2 separate regions of the Homo sapiens genome follow, and region 1 is linked to region 2. A link is a loop called in an ENCODE intact Hi-C map of the cell type or tissue named here. Cell type or tissue: mammary epithelial cell. All regions are shown on one strand. Links, peaks and the distances in the headings refer to the core of each region. The heading gives the core; the rest is flanking DNA.

What was found. Peaks named below come from ENCODE experiments on the same cell type or tissue, not always from the same donor. Only the 100,000 strongest peaks of a DNase experiment are listed, where the experiment ranks them.
Region 1: a loop joins it to region 2, with 7 times the contacts of the local background. A loop is called at or near these places in 1 of 110 quality-filtered maps.

Annotation. Positions count from the first base shown.
Region 1 is chr15:43,201,193-43,209,192 of GRCh38, forward strand. EPB42 (erythrocyte membrane protein band 4.2) reads right to left here. Exons shown (of 13, transcript NM_001114134.2): 7 at 7,445-7,583; 8 at 7,038-7,141; 9 at 6,007-6,249; 10 at 5,138-5,437; 11 at 1,923-2,083; 12 at 652-785. Among named protein-coding and RNA genes, the nearest start is that of EPB42, 16 kb to the right of the region's middle. RefSeq lists a silencer at 3,099-3,393. In mammary epithelial cell, for the core only: CTCF peaks have their summits at 3,314 (motif pointing left) and 7,956; a DNase peak (open chromatin) is centred at 3,269.
Region 2 is chr15:42,928,942-42,942,050 of GRCh38, forward strand. It overlaps the pseudogene FDPSP4. Among named protein-coding and RNA genes, the nearest start is that of TTBK2, 15 kb to the left of the region's middle. In mammary epithelial cell, for the core only: no CTCF peak of the experiment used is centred there; DNase peaks (open chromatin) are centred at 4,120 and 6,170; H3K27ac peaks cover 333 bases.

The DNA of each region.
Region 1 (8,000 bases), core at 1-8,000, 270 kb after region 2:
GGAGGCACTCTGGGTGCCCATCTCTGTGGAGTGGAGTGGTAGAAAGTGGTGGGTGTACACGATGAAATATTATGTAGCAGAAGACATATGGGCATAAATCTTAACATAGTTCTGAGTGAAAAGTAAGAAAGCAATTAAATATAAATTTATATAAGTTAAAAGTACAGGCTCATGAAAGCAACAGTACACATTTTATACGTACGAATAAAAGGATATGAAGGATGGTGGTGAAAATGGGAATAAAAGGGAATAAATTAAACAAAATTGTATATTGTGGTGGTGACTACCAGAATGTAGCCCTCTGACCACAATGAAAGATAGCCTGTCCTCCCTTCATTACTCTCCAATACCCAGCCCTAATGCCCTCGCCTATATTCACAGCAACACCCAGGCTCTCCCTGCAGGATCAGGGCAGCAACCAGGGCAGGCGGGTGCCCAAGGGGCCCGCACAGCCTGCCTCACTCCCATCCTCCTGCAGATATGGTGGTCCTAGGATGAGGGAAGCCACTTGGTAGCCCTAATCCTTTAGTTTAGTTTCTAGGGGTATCTGCTGTCTGCATGGACATGGCAAAGAGAGAGTTTCTCTCTTGGGCCCTGCCTTTCTGACCCATTGAGACATTTCAGGGGGATGAGAAGCCTGCCATCACTTACCTGTAGCTCCTCTCTCTGTGAATGAGCCCCCTTCCCAGGATGGAGATCACACAGTCCTCCATGGGGGCATCTAGGGAGTTCTGGAGGCTGACTGAGGCTGTGAGGGGTTGATACTGCTCTGCTTTCTCTGGCATCTGTGGGAAGAGGCAATACCTGGTGTGGATGCCAAGGGCACAGCTGCAGTCACTCTCTCCTCCCATGCACCCCTGTACCCTCCTCAGTAAGTTTCCTCATCTCTGCCAAGCTGACTCAAACTTCACAGCTGATGTCTTCTACCGCTCTACCTGCTCTTCCTGCATTTATTCCCACCCTTGGTCCTTCACTGATGATTTCTGATGTCGCCTCTCCTCTATGCAGACCCCTTGGAGGGTTTCCCACTGTCTTGGGAATTCAGTTTACATTGTATTCAACGTTCTTCATGGTGTGTCCCCAAACCCCCTCTCCCACCTCACCTGTTCTTCCCATGACTAAGTGACATCCCAGCCCCGTCAGGGACTGTTCCATCCCCAGCACACGCCTCACGCTACCTTCCATTACACCTCTTTGCTGTCTTCTTCTGTCTTCAGTGGCCTTCCCCTACCTCTGTACTGAAAGGGTACCCATTTTTCAAGGCCCAGCATAGATGTCATCTCTTTCATAAGGTCATCCCCAAACCCACCAGCTGGAATTAATTCCCTTTGCTTCACTTATTCCATAGCAACTTTGTGCATCTATTAAAGCACTTATCTGGAAGACCAAATGTTGTGTCTCCCTAACTAAACTATAACCTGCTTGCGGGCAGGGATCAGATCTCATTCATTTTGGCCAGGGTAGACACATGGAAAGAGGGCTGGACCAAGAGCCATAAGCCTCTAGAACTTCCTGTTTTTATAATCTTGGGCATGTTGCTCTCTAGGGCTCACTTTTTTCATCTGAATAATGGGAACAGTTCTACCTCACAGGGCTTAGAAAGAAATAAAGGAGCTGAAAATCCTCTGGCATGTGTATGAGGTGCTAAATAAACATAGGCTATTATGATCCCTGTAGGTAGGAGGCAGTAACTGGGAAGGCCCCAATTTTAGAAACCTTTACTTAACTAAAGAAGTTGGAAGATTTAAACCTTAATAGGGCATGTAAGAAACTATGTCTTTCAAGGGAAGGAGCTCTTAAATGTAGCATTTTCTGGTAATCTTGCAGCACAGTCATCTGCTCTGAAGGGGCCTGGATTCCTTCTGAAATGGGGACCTGAGTGGTGGCAGACGAGGGCAACTCAGGGGAGGACTGGTGCCTACCTTGATGGCAAGGTGTGGTCTACAAATGGCAATGTCTTCCTGAGCAAAGCAGCTAAGGTTGGATTCAGAGTGTGTTGCCATGGCGGTGAGTCTAAGGAAGGTGTTCTCGGGTGGGTTTCGCTCAAAATTGGAGAAGAACAGGCCGATGGTTATTATCTTTTCTGAAACACATGACAGGTGGAGTCAGTGGCAACAGGTGTATGTACCCCAGAAACAGCCATAGTTACACACACAATACAAAGGACTCAGGGCCTCACTGAGGCCAGAAAGATGCACCATTTTCCCCAGCAATTGTACACTTGGAACTCACTCAAGACCTCACTCCTCACCCTCATCCCCATCACCAACCCCGACAATGCTCTTGGCAGACCACCTCAGTGGGGTTGGGAAAGGGTCCCCTGTGAACTGGAACAAGTTAAGCTCTTTCGGCCTCAGTGTCCTTGTCTAATAATGCCTACCTAGTGGGATGGTTTGTGTTGTTTGTAGGGTTTTTGTTTTGTTTTAGAGACAGGGTCTCGCTTTGTCACCTTACAGAAGAAATATCTACTCCTACTGTCACTACTGCTCAGGGGATGAGGTATCCCCCCTGCCTAAGTTGAATCCTCTGCTTTCTAAATCTGTGCCCCATCCTGACCCCATCACACTAGCTGTGTAACCCTGAGTAAATTAACGACCCTCTCTGTGTCTCATCTCCTCATCTGTAAAGTGGGGATAGCAATGGTTCTTGCCACAGAACGTGGTTGTGAGGGCTAACAAGATGATGCATATGATGCATATAAAGCACTTAACACCATTTTGGGCAAATAGTAAGTGCCTGATAAATGTGAGCTACAATTATTCTAGTTGTCTCATATCCCCAAGCATAGCACTATCAATTTTAACCCATCTCTCCTGAGGCTCCATTCTTTCCCTCTTGCCTGCTTATTTTCCTCAGCATAGAAGCAGGTTCAACTCTCTCCCTCTGCCCAGTGTCCCTGGCTGACTACTCCCCAGCCTCACCTTTTCCTGTCATGCCTCCAGGGAGGACTAGACAGTTTGTCTCACCTTCCCAACGCAATTGGCTTAACGCCCAGGAAGCTTCTCTGTAAGTCCACTCTCTTAATGGTGCTTTTCAGCCTTGACACCTCGTGCCCTTTCTGCTGACCTTGCTGGGTGCCCCCTTTCTTTGACTATTTGACCTCCCTTACTCTGCTTTTCCTCTGATCGCCCCCTAAATGCTGCTGCTGCTGCTGGGTTCCCTCCTCACCCTCTCATCTACTCACTGACCTCTCCCCACTGCCATGAGCTCATCTATGCCCTGACTCTTTGTTGGCCCCCCTGTGCTGGGATTTCCACGTCTGAGCTCCAGCCCAGAACTTTATCTTACCAAGGTCTCCTGCCACCTGCTGGCCAGCTCCACTTGCGTGTGTCACGGGCTTTCAGACACAATGTGCCACAACCAAATCCATCCTTTTTCTCCCCAAACTTGCTCCTCCCCATTTTTCCTATTCTAGTGACTCACCCAAACCAGAAGCACCCACCACACACATATACACATTCACACATTCACAAGCCCCATCTATCTCAACTCCTTAATATGTTTTAACTCTAAGTGCTGCTAGCTTAGTTTGGCCTTGATTTCTTGACTTGATGATTTACACAACCTTCTCATCTTCAATCCAGTGGTTCTCAAGACTGGATGCATGTTAGAATCAAGTGGGGAGCTTTACAAAACAATCCCAATGCCAGGCCACACCCCAAATCAGTTACATCAGACTCTGGCGATGAAGCCCAGACATCAGTATTTTTAAAAGTTCCCCAGATGATCGGAGTCTCTGAACCTACTCTGGCTCAGAAGGCTGCCCCCTCCGCCCCCCCCCCAAAAAAAAGTTCCCAAGATGACTCAATGTGCAGCTAAGGTTAAGAAGCACTCTTCTTATATGACCCCTTCCATTCCATTCTGCCAAAAGTTCTTTCTTGTTAAAATGAATTTCTGATTCCATTGACTACCCTGGTTGAAACCTTCCACCAGTTTTCCATTACCCAGAGAACAAAACTCAAACTCCTTAGCAAGAGAGACAAGACCCTGTGTCACCTGGGCCCTGTCCAGTTCTCACGCCACTCTCCCAACTCCACTCCTCCCATGCTTGGAAAGGGAAGAGTGATACAGAGACTGGAGGTGAGGTGACCGGTTAGAAGGCTGTTGCAATGCTGTAGACAAGCTCTCGTCAACTGATTCTCACACTTGTCTGCACATCGGAATTACTTCAGTTTTTAAAAATTCTGATGTGTTCCACCATGGAGTTTTTGTTTTTTTTCTTTTTGAGACGGAGTGTCACTGTGTCACCCAGGCTGGAGTGCAGTGGCATGATCTTGGCTCACTGCAACCTCTGCCTCCTGGGTTCAAGCGATTCTCCTGCCTCAGTCTCCCCAGTAGCTGGGATTACAGTTGTGTGCCACCAAGCCTGGCTAATTTTTGTATTTTTAGTAGAGTCGGGGTTTCACCATGTTGCCCAGGCTGATCTTGAACTCCTGACCTCAGGTGATCTGTCCACTTTGGCCTCCCAAAGTGCTGGGATTACAGGCATGAGCCACTGCGTCCAGCCCACCATAGAATCTGTCATTTAATTGGCCTGAGATGCAGGCTGAGCATCAAACTTCCCCCAGGTGATTCTAATGTGCAGCAAAATTTAAAAACAATTGTTCTGGTTCAGGGAATCTTAACTGTAGAATAACACAGGGTGTTAAAAAAAGAAAAAAACAATACCTGGACCCCATCTCAGACCAATTAAGAAAGAACCTCAGGGATGAGCAGGGCCCTTTGCACACGTTGCTCCTTCCGTCTGGAATGCCAAGACTTACTTTTCTGGCCATTACTCTCCTACTCATCCTTCCAGATTCCATGCAGTACAATTTATTTGGGGGCAGCTTATTCCAGCCTGGGGGGAGGTGCTCTCCTGCCACTGTACTCTGTTAAACTCAGCAAACACTTCTCACACTGCTACGAAGGGTCTGTTTACTTATCTGACTGCAGTTGGCATCGTGTTTTTTTCCTGCTTCAGGCCCAATAAATATGTGTTGAATGAATGAATGAGAGAGAACATGAGAGTGAGCAGCAGGGGCTCAAAGCCATCTCTAGAGACTGCAGGGGGTGCCCTGTGGCTGCTGCCTGCCCAAGGCAGGGGCCATGTGTGTGTGTGTGTCGGGGGGTGTCTGGTGGGGCCATAGAGCATTACCCAGGTTGGCACTGAGCGTGAGGTGCAGCTTCTTCCTCCAGAGCTTGGCAGCAAGGACACCGTTGTAGTGTACAGCCTGGACCCCAATTGCCAGCTGCACTGCCTTCTCCTGCTCACTGTGATTAACCAGCGTCACTGAGATCTGGGCATCCCCTCTCAGGGGTAGGGAGCTGGGTGCTTTCAAGAGCAGGTACAGAGGACTGGCAGTCTCGAGACTGGGAGGACGGATGCCGTTGTCTTTCTCACGTTCCATTTTCTCTTTCTCGACTCTCTCCAGCACCTCTTTTTCCTGAAGAGACCCTGGAGAAGGGAAGAAACAAAGCTGACCTTTTACCCGGGTGGTATAAATGCTTCTAATAAAACCCTGGGAATCAAAACCATTTACCCACTTCTGCTCAAATGCCAAAGTCACAAGAACTCAGCAAGCCTCTAAGGCCATATTTAGCCCAAAAATGTCTGTGTCAGGCAGCTCCACCACCGATACAGTGTGTCTCTTCCAAACCACTCAAGGACCAAGTTCTTTTTCAAGTGCTATGAATTCTCCCCTTGAATGATGAGAGAGCAAGGTTGGGGACAAGTCAACACTGTCTCTGAGGACAGTTTTGCAGGGAACTGAATTTTCCTATGTGAAAGAATTTAGACTTCCTCTGAGGGTCAGGAATGCTGCTAAATGTCCTAGGGTGCACAGCCTGTACAACAAAGACATATCTGGGCCCAAATGTCAATGGTGTCAAATGGGGTTGAGAAACCCTGTTTTATATGATGCGGAAAGGACAAGTCTCTTTCTGGCTGCATCTACCAGGCCCATCCCTTTCCCTCGCTTGCCGTTTCAGGTACCGAGAAGCCTGGGGCCCTTCCCTGGCCCGTACCTTCAGGATACTTGTAGTTCTGAGTGATGTCCTCGCAGCGGTCACTGCCCACACCCTTGGTGCTGATGTTGTTGCCAACATACTTTGTGTTGGAGTCAGTCAACTCCAGTGTCCCATCCTCACAGCACTTCCAGACCACACATGAGGCATTTATGGCAGCAAAAAGGTCTGACACTGCTGGGGTCAGCCCCAGCGTCCCCTCCTTGACTGCTCTGACCGGCACCAGATCACAGGACCCCAGGACTGAGGGAGAGAAAGGTTGGTGAGCATGGGAGCTGCGCCTAGACCTCTGCTCAGTTCAGAACTGCGTAACCTCAGTCCCCATCCTCTAGCCTATTTTCCCTCCACGAGGACCAAGGTCAGAGGTGAGCACTAGGCAGGGTTTCTGAGAGAGTCACAGAGGTGAAACTATTTAGTGATCAACTATTTAGTGATAAAACTTTTTGGTCATGGTCCCTGGCAGAAGCCCTCTCAGGAACTGGACAGGCAGAAGCTCAGAGGGTCATATTTAGCGTGAGGAGCTCTCAAGCCAGCTTTACTATGGATATGACAGGAATAGGGCTACCTTTCTTGAGCACTTACTAGGTGCCAGGCTCTGTGCCATTTCTGTTCCTGGGTGAGGAAGAGCTATCTTTTTGTGGGTCCTGAAGCTTCCTTTTCTGGGCTTGAGCCTATCCCGATGCCCTCTTCATCCGTGTCCAGAACCTCAGAACCTCTGCTGTAAGCCCCTGGCCTAGCACAGCCACTTGCCATCTTAAGATCCTCTGCCCTTCACTGTGACCCAACTCCCTCACCCACAGCTCTAAGGTGCCTCATCTACCTACAGCCTTGTAGCCGGGATAGCAGGCACCTCTATTCCCATGAGCCCACTGGCATCAGGTCAGCTTTCTGCTGGCTGCTGTCATGCCTCGTGCTTCTACTGTTTTCGAGGATGCAGACCCCCTTGGGACTGCCTGCTGCTCCCGAGTCCTCTCTGGGGACTTCAGCTCTGTGCAGCCCTGCGTGGTCCTGGACCCACCCCTAGGCTTTACCTCCACCTCCATTAGGAGCACTTGGGTGCAGAATCTGCCATCCATCATAACCCTGGGGCAAGGCAGGCCGCGTCATCCAGCACTCTGTGGAAGTCTGGAAGATCCTGAATGCAGCAAAGAGAAAAATTCAAGTGGGAAAGAAAACGAGTGCTGAAGAGGTTCTGGAAATGCAGCCTGGCAGAGCTGTTGTTGTTCCAGTGGGATGGGAGGTCACTGTGTCAAAGTGGCTGTGGCACTCCCAGGAAGGGGCGTGCACACCATCACTGACCATCAGCGCCGCCTCTAAGGGTCTTGAAAGCCTACTCTCCATGCCAGGGCCATGCAGGGGGTGGGGCTCCTGCAGAGGTGTGCTATGCAGGGTTGGAGCCCTTCCTGGACTGGAACCTCATCTCCCTTGGGCTTCTCACCAGATTCTGCCTCTCTGGCCTTCTCCGTTCTGAAGTCCCTCCTCATTATAGTATTCATCTATGAGAAGACGCCCACCGGTGCCCTGTGCTGAGGCAAACGTGGTCACCACGCGGGCAGGGATTCCCAGGCATCGCAGCACTGTGAGAAGAGGGGCGGAGTGTCAGGGGGCGCTTGAGAGACCGGGCTGGGGGCGTGTGGGAGGCTAGGATTTTCAGTGTCTCCTCTGGGCACTGAAAACTTGGAAAGAAGAGGAGTGCAGGAACCTAGAAGTGGCAGCCAAGAACAGGATGCATGAAGGCTGATCAATAAGGCACAGGTTCCACCGCATGCGGGGCATATACCAGGGGAGAAGGCAACAGAGCATAGAACACAGCGCTGCGGGGCTGCTCTGCTAGGGCAGGGTTAGGGAAGTAAGTGAATTTGGGAAAGGAGTTTGCAAATGAGCCCAACTTTGCTGAGGGGAAAAGCAGCAGAAGCTGGCGGGAGGAGCTGCCTGGGACAACTACTTCTGTGTGATGAGATGGGGAAATGCGGCCGCAGGGAGGCAGCACCTGC
Region 2 (13,109 bases), core at 2,033-10,032:
CAGAGAACCAGATTAGATGGTTAAAAATAATAATAAAATTGAACCACAAACAGGAATAAACTCCAAATGGATCAGAGATCTAAATATAAAAAGTGAAATCATACAAGTACTAGAAGAAAACATGGATGAATTCCTTTAAACCTGGGTGTGAGAAGAGGCTTTCTAATTATAATTCAACATCCAGATGTAATTTTTGAAAAGATTGAAAAATTTAACTACAAAACATTGAAAGAACTTTTATGGAATTAAAACTATAAAGTCAAAATCAGTGAGATAAAATATTTAAAATATATTTCACAGATAAAGAGCTAATATCTTGGATATATTAAAAATGCTTAAAAATCAAGGGAAAATAGAATTTAAAACAATAGAAAAATGGGCAAAAAATATAAGGTAGCTACTATACAGCTAAAATTATAAAGACTAACAGCATCCAATGTTTGTGAGGACGTGGAGCAACCAGAGCTCTCATACATTGTTGGTGGGAATGTAAATGGTACATTCATGTTGAAAAAAAGATCTGGACATTTCTTTCAAACTAAACATATATCTATCCTATGAATCAGCAGTTTGACTTCAAGATATGTACCCAAAAGAAATGAAAACATATTTTCACAAAAAGACTAACTCAAGAATGTTCAAAGTAGTTTTATTTATAATATCCCAAAATAGGAAACAGCTCAGGTCCGAAAGAGAACAGACTACAGACTGTACTATGTTCATAAGTGGAATATCACTCAACACTAAAAATAAACTAATACACAAAACAACATGGATGAATCTCAAAAACAATATGCTGAATGAAATAAACCTTGCCAAAGCATCATATTATATGATTCTATTTATGTGAGGAAGTCTTATGGAAAAGAGAACATACTGGATTATTCCAGTTATATAAAACTCTAGCACAAGACACACTAATCTATGATAGAAAAAAATCAGAACAATGGTTGCCTCTGAGTAGACAGGGGCTGGTATTAGCTGGTAAGAGTATAGAGAGTAATGATAATGTTCTATATCTTAATAGGGTTTTGGGTTACACAGGTGCCTGCATTTGTCAAAATTCCATGAATGTACACTTAAGATTTGTGCATTTCATTGAATGTACATTTTATATCAAAATTAAAAACTGGCCAGGCACAGTGGCTTACATGCCTTTCCCAGCACTTTGGGAGGTCAAGGCAGGAGCATTGCTTGGGCCCAAGAGTTCAAGACCAGCCTGGGCAATATAGTGAGAACCCTTCTCTACAAAAATAGAAACAAACTAGTTGGGTATAGTGGCATGCACCTGTAGTCCCAGCCACTTGGGAGGCTGAGGTGAGAGGATTGTGCCCAGATGATTGGGGCTGAAGTGAGGTGTGATCGCACCACTGCACTGCAGCCTGTGCAACAGAGTGAGACCCTGTCTCAAAAAAAAAAAAAAAAAAAGAAAAGAAAAAGAAAAAGAAAAAACCTGCAAAAAATATTGAGTTCTAGTTAATTATATGCATGCAAAATACATTGGGGGGCATATGTATTAATTATTGCAATTGACTTTGAATTTCCTCCCAAAAATAAGAGGGATTGATGAATGAATAGAGGGATGGATAGGTGGATAGATATACAATAAAGCAAGTATAGCAAATTATTATTGGTAGAATCTTGGTGGTGGTATATGGATGGTCACTATAAAGTTCTTTCAACTTTGCTGTATGTTTAAAAATATTCATAATAGACCAGTTTTGTGGCTTATGCCTGTAATCTCAGCACTTTGGGAGGCTATCATGGGAGGATCACTTGAGACCAGGAGTTCAAGACCAGCCTGGGCAACACAGTAAGACCCCATATCTACAAAAAATTTAAAAATAATAAAAAATTAGCCTTTCATAGTGTTGCATGCCTGTGGTCCTATCTACTTGGGAGGCGGAAGTGGGAGGATCACTTGAGCCCAGGAGTTCAAGGTTATAATGAGCTGTGCTTACACCACTGCACTTGAGCCTGGGCAACAGAGTAACACTCTGTCTATAAAAAAAGAAGAGAAAAGAAAATATTCATAATAAAATATTGGAAAAAAATATTTCACAACCATGTTAAGGAGCCATCTTGGAAACCAGTCCTCTGATCAACATCTACTTAGGATCCAGCAGGGCTGCAAATGCACGGAGTGTTCAGTTCTACCCAGGGCTGAGGGCAGTGCACACCACCTTTCTGTGCTGATGTAACAAATGAACACCAACCTAGTGGCTTAAACAACACAACATTTTTATCTTACAGCCTTGTTGGTCAGGAAGTCCAACATGGGTCTTACTGGGCTTAAATGAAGGAATTGGTAGGGCTGCCTTCCTTCTTAGAGGCACAAGGAGAGAATTTGATCCCTTGCCTTTTCCAGCTTCTAGAGGCTGCCCATATTCCCCAGCTGATGGCCCACTTTCTCCATCTTCAAAGTCAGCAGCAACAGTGGGCCAAGTCCTCATGGTACGTCTCTCTGACCCAGGCTTCTGCAAGCCTCTTCTCCTTTTAAGAATCCGTGTGATTAGCTGGGCGTGGTGGCTCACGCCTGTAATCCCAGCACTTTGGGAGGCCAAGGCCGGTGGATCATGAGGTCAGAAGTTTGAGACCAGCCTGACCAACATGGTGAAACTCCATCTCTAAAAATACAAAAATTAGCCAGGCCTGATGGTGCGCACCTGTAATCCCAGCTACTCAGGAGGCTGAGGCAGGAGAATTGCTTGAACCTGGGAGGCAGAGGTTGCCGTGAGCCGAGATTGCGCCACTGCCCTCCAGCCTGGGCGACAGAGCAAGACTCCATCTCAGAAAAAAAAAAAAAAAAAAAAAAATCCATGTGATTAATTTGGGCCCACTTGGATAATCCAGAAAACTCTCCATCTGAAGGTTTGCACACATAATCACATCTATAAAGTCCCTTTTGCCATGTAAGGTAAACATGTTCACAGGTTACAGGGTAGAACATGAACATCCTGTAGAGGCAAGTGGACATTGTTGTGTGCCTGCCAGAGGGAGCGTCAAAAAACAACATTCCTCCAGGAAGTAAAGCTTGAGTTCAACTCTTAAATTTTCTTGCATCTTTTAATTTGCATTCATAATATTATTCATTTATATATCCTTGCTTTTGTCATTTCTGCATTATTTATTTCTATGTTAGAACTTGGGGATTTCTTCAAGAAATGGCTGTAAATCTCCTATGGTTTGTGTTATCTTTGCTAAGAATTATAACAAAACATTTGAAAAATTCAAATCAGGCTTTGATATGGTTTGGCTCTGTGTCACCACCCAAATCTCACCTCAAACTGTAATCCCCATATCCCCACGTGTCAAGGGCGGGAGCAGGTGGGGGCAATTGGATCATGAGGATGGTTCCCACCATGCTGTTCTCGTGATAGTGAGTGAGTTCTCACGAGATCAGGTGGTTTTATAAGCATCTGGCATTTCCCCTGCTTGCACTCACTCTGTCCTCCCGCCTTGTGAAGAAGGTGCCTCCTGCTTCTCCTTTGCCTTCTGCCATGATTGTAAGTTTCCTGAGGCTTCCCCAGCAATGTGGAACTGTGAGTCAATTAAACTTCTTTCCTTTGTAAATTACCCAGTCTCAGGTATTTCTTCAGAGCAGTGTGAGAAGGGATTAATACAGGCTTATTTTGATGCTCCTTTAATTGTTGGTTTGACCTTGTGCCATTTCATACACTGGACACTAATTGTGTTGGTCTTTTGCAAATTATAAATCCCACTCTGCAGGAGCAAATTTATTAACTTTTACATGCCACCTAGCCTAGAGTCATGCACAGACAATAATTAGGAGAAAATAAAAATAAAAACTAGGCTGGGGGGCGGTGGCTCATGCCTGCAATCCCACTAGTTTGGGAGGCTGAGACAGACGGATCAATTGAGCTTAGGAGTTTGAGACCAGCTTGGGCAACATGGCAAAACCCCAGCTCTACAAAAAATACAAAAATTAACCAGGTATGGTGGTGCACGCCTGTAGTCCCAGCTACTTGGGAGGCTGAGGTGGGAGGATCTCTCGAGCCTGGAGGCAGAGGCTGCAGTGAGTCAAGATTGTGTCACTGCACTCCAGCCTGGGAGACAGATTGAGACTTGTCTCTAATAAATAAATAAATAGTAAACATAGGGATTTCCCTATCTTTCAACCATGTTAACTCACCTAAGCATTAATCCCTCATAGACCATAAAACTGAGTTTCAAAACAATAGTAGCTGCTGTTCAAAATATCTCCAGTATTTCTCTCTCTCTCATTTGATTCCAGCCCTAATTAGAATCAATGACTTTGATGGATGAAATCCACAAGGAAGTACATAGGAAGCAAGAAGCCAAGAGGGCAAGATTGGAACCTGGATAAAAGCCAACATTTAAAAGGAAGATGGAAGGACAGGATTGAGGAGAGGCCATTGGGTAGGACAGTCTGACCTGTGTGAAAAGTGTTCCTGCTGAGCTCCCAGATCCTCTTTCCTTGCCTCTTACTTCACTGTGTTTACTTTTACCCAGAGGCTCCTCCTGGAAGGATCTCAGAACATTTTGGGTTATTCTCAGCTACCCCTTGCCTATTCTTTCCTGACAGGAAAAATTCTAGTCCACTCCAACTACAAATGTCAGGAGGAGGATTTGGTAGACCATTTTCTTTTTTTTCTGATTTTATTTATTTGTTTGTTTAATAGAAAATATATTCATATAGTGCAACATTCTAAAGGTCAAAAGGTATTAAAAAGAGTATATTGTGAGGCAGGAGGACTGCTTGTGCCCAGGAGTTCGAGACCAGCCTGGGCAACATAGTGAGGCCTTGTCTCTACAAAAATTAAAATTAAAATAAAATTAACTAGACATAGTCCTAGATACTTGGGAGGCTGAGGTGGGAGGATTGCTTGAGCCTAAGAGGTCAAGGCTGCAGTGAGCTGTGATCATGTCACTGCACTCCAGCCTGGGCGACAGAGTGAGACCCTGTCTCGAAAAAAAAATATATATATATATTTATATTTATATATATAGTGAAGAGTAAGCCTCCTTTCCATCCACATCTCCCATGGATGTTCCCTGACTTTTATTACTGGTTTCTTATACATGGTATGGGAGCCAGAGATAACCTCCAACCTCTCTTTTAGCTCTTAGTGTGCTCTTCAGCTGGATCTAAAAACCACATTGACCTGTGGTTAACCAGAGAAAAGTATACAAATTTTATTAGTTTTACATGTGTATTGCCTCCAGCTCCGTCTCTGGTGATAAGGACTGTTTTCTCACCCTGGTGTAGAAAGGATCCCCTTCTCAGAAGAATCTTGATTTCTTGCTGCATGCAAAGTTCAAATGGTATTAAAACATTCAAACAAAAGGCATTAAAACATTCAAAAGGTATGAAAAGAGTATATTGTGAGGCAGGAGGGTCACTTGAGCCCAGGAGTTCAAGACCAGCCTGGGAAACATAGTGAGACGCCATCTCTACAAAAAATTTCAAAACTAGTCAGGCATGATGGTGTGCACCTGTATTCCCAACTACTTGGGAGGCTGAGGGGGGAGGATCCCTTGAGCCCAGAGTTCAAGGTTACAGTGAGCTATGATCTCACCACTGTACTCCAGCCTGGGTGACCTAGCAAAACCCTGTCTCTAAAAAAATAATAATAATAAGGCCGGGCACGGTGGCTCACGCATGTAATCCTAGCACTTTGGGAGGCTGAGGTGGGCAGATCACTTGAGGTCAGGAGTTCGAGACCAGCCTGGGCAACATAGTGAAACGCCGTCTCTACTAAAAAATACAAAACTTAGCTGGGCATGGTGGTGCGTGCCTGTAGTCCCAGCTTCTTAGGAGGCTGAGGCAGGAGAATCACTTGAACCCAGGAGGTGGAGGTTGCAGTGAGCTAAGATTGTGCCACTGCACTCCAGCCTGGGCGACAGAGTGAGATCCTGGTCTCAAAAATAAATAAATAAAATAAAAATAATAAAATGGGTAATTATTATTAACTAAAGTCCATAGTTTGTCCAAATATCCTTAGTTTTTACCTAGTGTCCTTTTTCTGTTCTGGGATCTCATCCAGGGTACCACCTCACATCTATGACTTGGCTATGACTTGGACAGCTTTGAGGAATATTGTTAAGTATGTTGTAGCTTGTCTCTCTATTGGAATGTGATGTTTTTCTTATTATTAGACTGGAGTTAAGGGTTTTAGGGAGGAAAACCACATAAAGTACCATTTCATCATATCATGTCAAGGTTACATACCATCAGCGTGATTCTATCACTACTGATATTTACCTTGCTCACCTGGTTGAGGTAATGTTTGTTAGGTTTCTTCACTGTAAAGTTTTTTTTTTTTTTTTTTTTCTCCGTTTCATATTGTATTCTTTAGAAGGAACTCACTGTAGTCCATACTTTGGCCAGGCGTGGTGGCTCTTAGGGAGGCCGAGGCGGGTGAATCGCTTGAGCTCAGGAGTTCGAGACCAGCCTGGGCAACTGGTAAAACCCTGACTGTACAAAAAAATACAAAAAATTAGCTGGGCATGGTGGCACACGCCTGCAGTTCCAGCTAATTGGGGGTCTGAGGTGGGAGGATCCCTTGAGCCCAGGAGGTTGAGGCTGCAGGACGTTGAGATAACGTCACTGTACTTCAGCCTGGGCAACAAAGTGAGACCCTGTCTTAAAAAAAAAAAAAAAAAGCTCATAACAGCTTTATTCCGAATGGCAAATTTAGAAACAACCCAGATGCCTATCAATAGGAGAGTGGGTAAATTATGTACTCACACAACTAGATACTAACTAGCAATAAGAAGAAAGACCTACTGGAACATACAACATGGATGAATCTCAAAGGTGAAAAACTTGAACACAAATAGATACTGTATGTTACCGTGGATGGGCTAAGTGAGTGCACATAGTGCACACTGAAGATTTCTGTGTTACATGTTAACAGCCACCAGAAAGCATCCATTACAGAAGAGGGACCAAAACAATCAAGTGTCAAAATAATGCTCAAACTAATGTTTTAGCACCCTTTGGAAGCTGGCACAATGGGTACACAAATGGACAGATGGGGGTTAAGCATGGGCCTAGTGGCATGGACCTCCACTCATCAAGACTGCCACCTTTGAACATCCAACCTGTCAGCCACAGAGACCAATGCTCTACGGATGTGGCACTATTTTTGTTTGTTTTTCTTTTTTTTGAGACAGAGTCTCACTCTTTCGCCCAGTCTGGAGTGCAGTGGCACGATTTCGGCTTACTGCAACCTCTGCTTCCTGGGTTCAAGTGATTTTCCTGCCTCAGCCTCCCGAGTAGCTAGGATTACAGGCACGTGCCACCATGCCTGGCTAATTTTTGTATTTTTAGTAGAGACGGGGTTTCGCCATGTTGGTCAGGCTGGTCTCAAACTCCTGACCTCAGGTGATCTGGCCACCTTGGCCTCCCAAAGTGCTGGGATTACCGGTGTGAGCCACCTCGCCCAGCCTGTGGCACTGTTTTTCAAAATCAACCAGCTACCTTGCAGCAACTTGACTACATTTTTTTTTTTTTTTTGAGACAGTCTCCTTCTGCCACCCAGGCTGGGGTGCAGTGGCACAATCATAGCTCATTGCAGCCTCAATCTCCCAGGCTCAAGCAATCCTCCTGCCTCAGCCTCCTGAATAGCTGGGACTACAGGTGTGTACCACCATACTTGGCTAATTATTTTTTTATTTTTAGTAAAGACAAGGTCTCACTATGTTGCCCAGGGTGGTCTCAAACTCCTGAGCTCAAGCAATCCTCCTGTCTTGGCCTCCCAAAGTGCTTGGATTAGACATGAGCCACTGTGCCTGGCCAGGATGTTTCTATCCTAGAAGAGTCACTGGTTCATTCTCATATGAACAGATACATATTCAGCATATGGGTTTGCCTTTCCTGCCCACAGAGCTTCAGGCAGCACCAGTGTCTGGGGGCTTGTCGAGTACCTGTTCTACAACATGGAATTCCACTCAGCATAGCATGTAACCAGGGAACCCATTTCACAGTAAGAAAGTGCTGCAGTGGGCCCCATGACTATGGGCTACCCTGGTTGTACTGCATACTGCACCACTCAGGAGCAGCTGAGCCAATACAATGTTGGAATGGCCTGCTGAAGGTACAGTGGAAGTGTCAGCTTTGAAGGTGGGTGCCATGCTCCAGGATGCATTGAATCAGAAACACTATCTAATCCATAATATTTTCATCAACCCAGTAAGAAACCCCATACCCATTAGCAGTCATCCCCTACTCCCCTGTCTTCCCAACCCCTGACAACCACTAATCTACTGTTTGTCTCTATGGATTTGTCTAATTCTGGACATTGGATATAAATGGAATCATACAATATATGGTCTTTTGTGACTGGCTTCTTTCACTGAGCATAATGTTTACAAGATTTACCCATGCTATGGCATGCATCAGAATGTCATTCCTTTTTATGGGTGCATAATATTCCATTGTATGGATAGGTATATTATTTATCCATTCATTGGTTGATGGACAATTGGGTAGTTTCCAGTTTTGGGCTATTATGAATAATGCTGCTATGCACATTTTTGTATAAGTTTTTTTTTGTGTGTGTGTGTGTGAAGATGTTTCAAATTCTCTTGAAATTTTAATTTGGGAGAAGAATTGCTAAGTCATCTGGTAACAGATCTTATCAGGAACTGCCCATCTGTTTTTTAAAGCAGCTGTACCATTTTATATCCTCACCAGTGATGTATAAGGGTTCCACTTTCTCCACATCCTTGCCAACACATTATTGCCCATCTTTTTGATTATAGCCATTCTGGTAGGTGTGAAGCAGTACATGAGTCTTCATTTAACATCATTAACCCTTGGGAACTGTGACTTTAAGCAAAATGATGTATAACAAAGCCAGTTTTACCATAGGCTAATTACTATAAACAAGAGTTAAGTTCGTATGGCACACTTCTCATCACAAAAACATCACCAAACTTCTTTTTTTTTTTTGAGACAGAGTTTCACTCTTGTTGCCGAGGCTGGAGTGCAGTGGCGTAATCTCGGCTCACTGCAACCTCAGCCTCCCGGGTTCAAGCGATTCTCCTGCCTCAGCCGCTTGAGTAGCTGGGATTAAGGCATGCGCCACCACGCCCAGCTAATTTGTATTTTTGGTAGAGATGGAGTTTCTCCATGTTGGTCAGGCCGGTCTCAAACTCCTGACCTCAGGTCATCCGCCCATCTCGGCCTCCCAAAGTGCTGGGATTACAGGCGTGAGCCACCGCGCCCGGCCCAAACTTCTAAATAAAGACGAAAACACTTCTAATATTAAACACTGAAATAAATGTGAACTATACATACATTTAAGAAAGATTGATAAAAACAAGTAAAATAATTATTTATCTGCTTATTCCAGCTCAGGGTCTCAGGTGTCCAGAGCCTATCCTGGCTGCAGCTCAGGGCACAGGGTGGGAACCACATTGTTTCACTATGTAGTCTATTTGCCTTTTTCCTCCTCTTTGGTGTTGTACTACTTTTTTTTTTTTTTTTTTTTTTTTGAGACGGAGTCTCGCTCTGTCGCCCAGGCTGGACTGCAGTGGTGCGATCTCGGCTCACTGCAAGCTCCGCCTCCTGGGTTCACGCCATTCTCCTGCCTCAGCCTCCCGAGTAGCCGGGACTACAAGCGCCAGCCACCACGCGCAGCTAATTTTTTGTATTTTTAGTAGAGACGGGGTTTCAACATATTAGCCAGGATGGTCTCGATCTCCTGACCTCGTGATCCGCAGGCCTTGGCCTCCCAAAGTGCTGGGATTACAGGCGTGAGCCACCGCGCCCGGCCTTGGTGGTGTACTTCTAGCAGTAAATTTTATACTTACATCTTTATGTAATATTCTCTTTCCTTAAATACTGTTGGTTTCTTAATACATGACCAATTTTGAAATTGCTTCTTACCCTGCTCCTTCTCTCTCACCATTTAGCCACTAGCTTTATCCTAGTGTCAATGTGTGTACTTGTTTTTGTTTTGTTTTGTTTTTGAGACGGAGTCTCGCTCTGTCGCCCAGGCTGGAGTGCAGTGGTGCGATCTCGGCTCACTGCAAGCTCCGCCTCCCGGGTTCACACCATTCTCCTGCCTCAGCCTCCCCAGTAGCTGGGACTACAGGCGCCCGCCACTACGCCTGGCTAATTTTTTGTATTTTTAGTAGAGACGGGGTTTCACCATGTTAGCCAGGATGGTCTCGATCTCCTGACCTCGTGATCCACCCGCCTCAGCCTCCCAAAGTGCTGGGATTACAGACGTGACCCACCGCGCCCGGCCACTTGTTTTTATTTCTTGATTTGTCACCTTCAAGTGATACCTTTTTATTTATTTTTAATTTTTTTTTAAGTTTACACAATAATTTATTGAGAGCCTCCTCTCCCCACCCTTGCAGTCTCTGGTCACATTTTACTTTTGTAGATTTTGCATGTCAGCCCTAGAAAGATGGCTGGGGACAGGGGAGCTGCGTACTGTTCAATGAGACCCATAATGTGGCTGTAACTGTCTTCCTATTATTGCAAGAACACGGCCGGCAGATCCAGCTCCTCATATACTGCCTTCACCTGGGCCACCTTCTTGGCCTCCTTCTGTCTGTAATTCTCCTTCAGGATCTGGTAGTGTTCCGGAGTGGCCCGTTGCAGACACTGAACCAGCAGCCAGCTGCATTTATTGTCCTGGATGTCAGTGCCAACTTTGCTGGTCACACTGGGGTCCCCAAAAGAGGTGAAGGTAATCATCCTGATCTGGAAGAACTCTCCCTCTCCCATCTCCAGCAGGATCTTCTTGGCATTGTCGTGCTCCTTCTCGCCATCAATGCCTGCCATGTACATGGCTGCAGCTACAGGAATGTAGAAGTAGAAACTGCCTTGTACTTGACAGTAGATTTGTACCTCTTTTCAGTGAATCTGCCAAGATCCGCATTGCCCTGGGGGGCTGTGATGAGGTCCAGGGTCTGCCCAATCTCAGTCTGATAGAAACTCTGCCGGAAGAGCTGGATCAGGTTCTGGCAATAGGGCTGCTCCCAGCAATAGAGCTTCAGCAGGCAGTAGATACATGCTTCCACAAGGATAGCATCACTGATGGCATCCAAACCCACGCCCGGCTTCTGAAACCAGCAGATCTGTTACCAGCGGTGAGCAATGAATCCGTGATGTCATTTGCCACCAGGAACAAAGCTTGCAGCAGTTCCACACACCAGCCCACAGTCAGGGCCCGCTGGAGACTCTCAGCATCATGTTTCCTTGGCTCCACCAGCTCCCAGAACGCTACTAGCACTGTCAAACCCCGGTGATACTTGCCTCCAATGGCATTGTACTACAGGATCTCCTTCAGCTGGGTGATAGCATCTCCTGTCTATGGGTGCCTCATCTCATCCCCAATGATCTGGGAGAAGTACTGAACGAAATCCTGCTTTTCTTGGACATAAACATCTGATCTCTGGTCTCCATTCATTCTGAGGGAGGAGCAAAGGGCTTTGTTCCTGGATGCGGGTTTCTGCCTGATACCTTTTTAATTCTGGCGAAAACCACTGATGTAATTAGTGAGCTTGTTTAACTTTCCACCCACTTGCCCTTTTTCTCCTATTTTTTGTTAGTTGTAATAATTCTACATCATTAGAGCATCCAATTTTGTCTCTCATCCCTCCATCTGTACAATTAAACATATGCAACACTCACCCCCAGACCTTATGCCAAGGCTTCTATAATCATTTACGATTGTCTGAAGCTTGCTCACTGGTAAATTTCTTAGGAAAGGCTCATGGGAAAAAATATTCCCTGAGTATTAGCATGCTCTGAACTATCTGTGTGGACTTTATGCTTGGATAGTTTGTCTGGATGTGAAAATCCTTTGGTGTTGACTCTTCTGGGTTTTTACAATGTTCTCTTTCAAAATGTGTTCAAGTTTTTTTTTTCCCCCAAGAAATTTTAACCTAATTATAGTTTTCCATTTGTGTTCTGTTCCATTGCTTTTTCTTTCTTCAGGGACTCCAATGAATATATATCAAATCTTCTTTATCCTAAATCCTTTTTTTCTCCTTCCCTGCCCCCTGCTTTTTTTTTTTTTTTTTTTTTTTTTGTCAGGGTGTCACTCTGTCACACAGGCTGGAGGGCAGTGGTGTGATGTCAGCTCACTGCAACCTTGACCTCCTTCTCAAGGGATCTTGCCACCTCCGCTTCCCAAGTAGCTGGGACTACAGGTGCGCCACAATGCCCAGGTCTTTCCAGCTTTTCCTTACTGTGCATTCCATTGGTAACTTTTCATTTTTGTCTTCCTTCTTAGTCTTCATTTCTATTTTTTCCCCAAATTTCGCTTGACTGATCTGGGTGACAGAGCGAGACTCCGACTCAAAACAAAAAACAGACAAAAACCGTTCTTTGCCTTCAGTGTTGCCCCTCACAGAATTTTTTTTTTTTTTTTTTTTTTTTTTTTTTTTTTTTTTGAGATGGAGTCTCACTCTGTTGCCAGGCTGGAGTGCAGTGGCACAATCTCAGCTCACTGCAATCTCCACCTCCCACATTCAAGTGACTCTCCCACCTCAGCCTCCTGAGTAGCTGGGACTACAGGTGCGCACCACCATGCCCAGCTAATTTTTGTATTTTTGGTACAGACAGGGTTTCACCATGTTGGCCAGGATGGTCTTGATCTCTTGACCTCGTGATCCGCCCGCCTCAGCCTCCCAAAGTGCTGGAATTATAGGCATGAGTCACCGTGCCTGGCCCCCTCATAGAATATTTTAAAGCTTAAAACTAAAGCAATTGCATCTAACCTTTTAAAAATTCCAGGTACCCTTTTCTCAAATGAAAGCTTACACAGAAACTCAAAATGAAAAATCACAACTATCCAGCTTTGGCACTCTTTCCCCTCTCGGGCCTACGTTTCTCCCAGAATCTTTGGCACTTAGTCTGAAAATCACCAAGCTAAAAAGAAAGCAAACTCTTCATTTTATGAAGAGTCATGGCTCAGAAATGGAAGAAAACCACCCTGCTTATTTTAAGGCTCAATCCCACAAGATTGATTCCAGATCGAGGGTGAGAACTGGGCATTTGTATTTTGTTAATACTCTCTAGGTGACTGTAATGCACAGTTAAGTTTGAGAACCATCACACTAGATGTATACTGCCCAATATGGTAGCCACCAGCCAC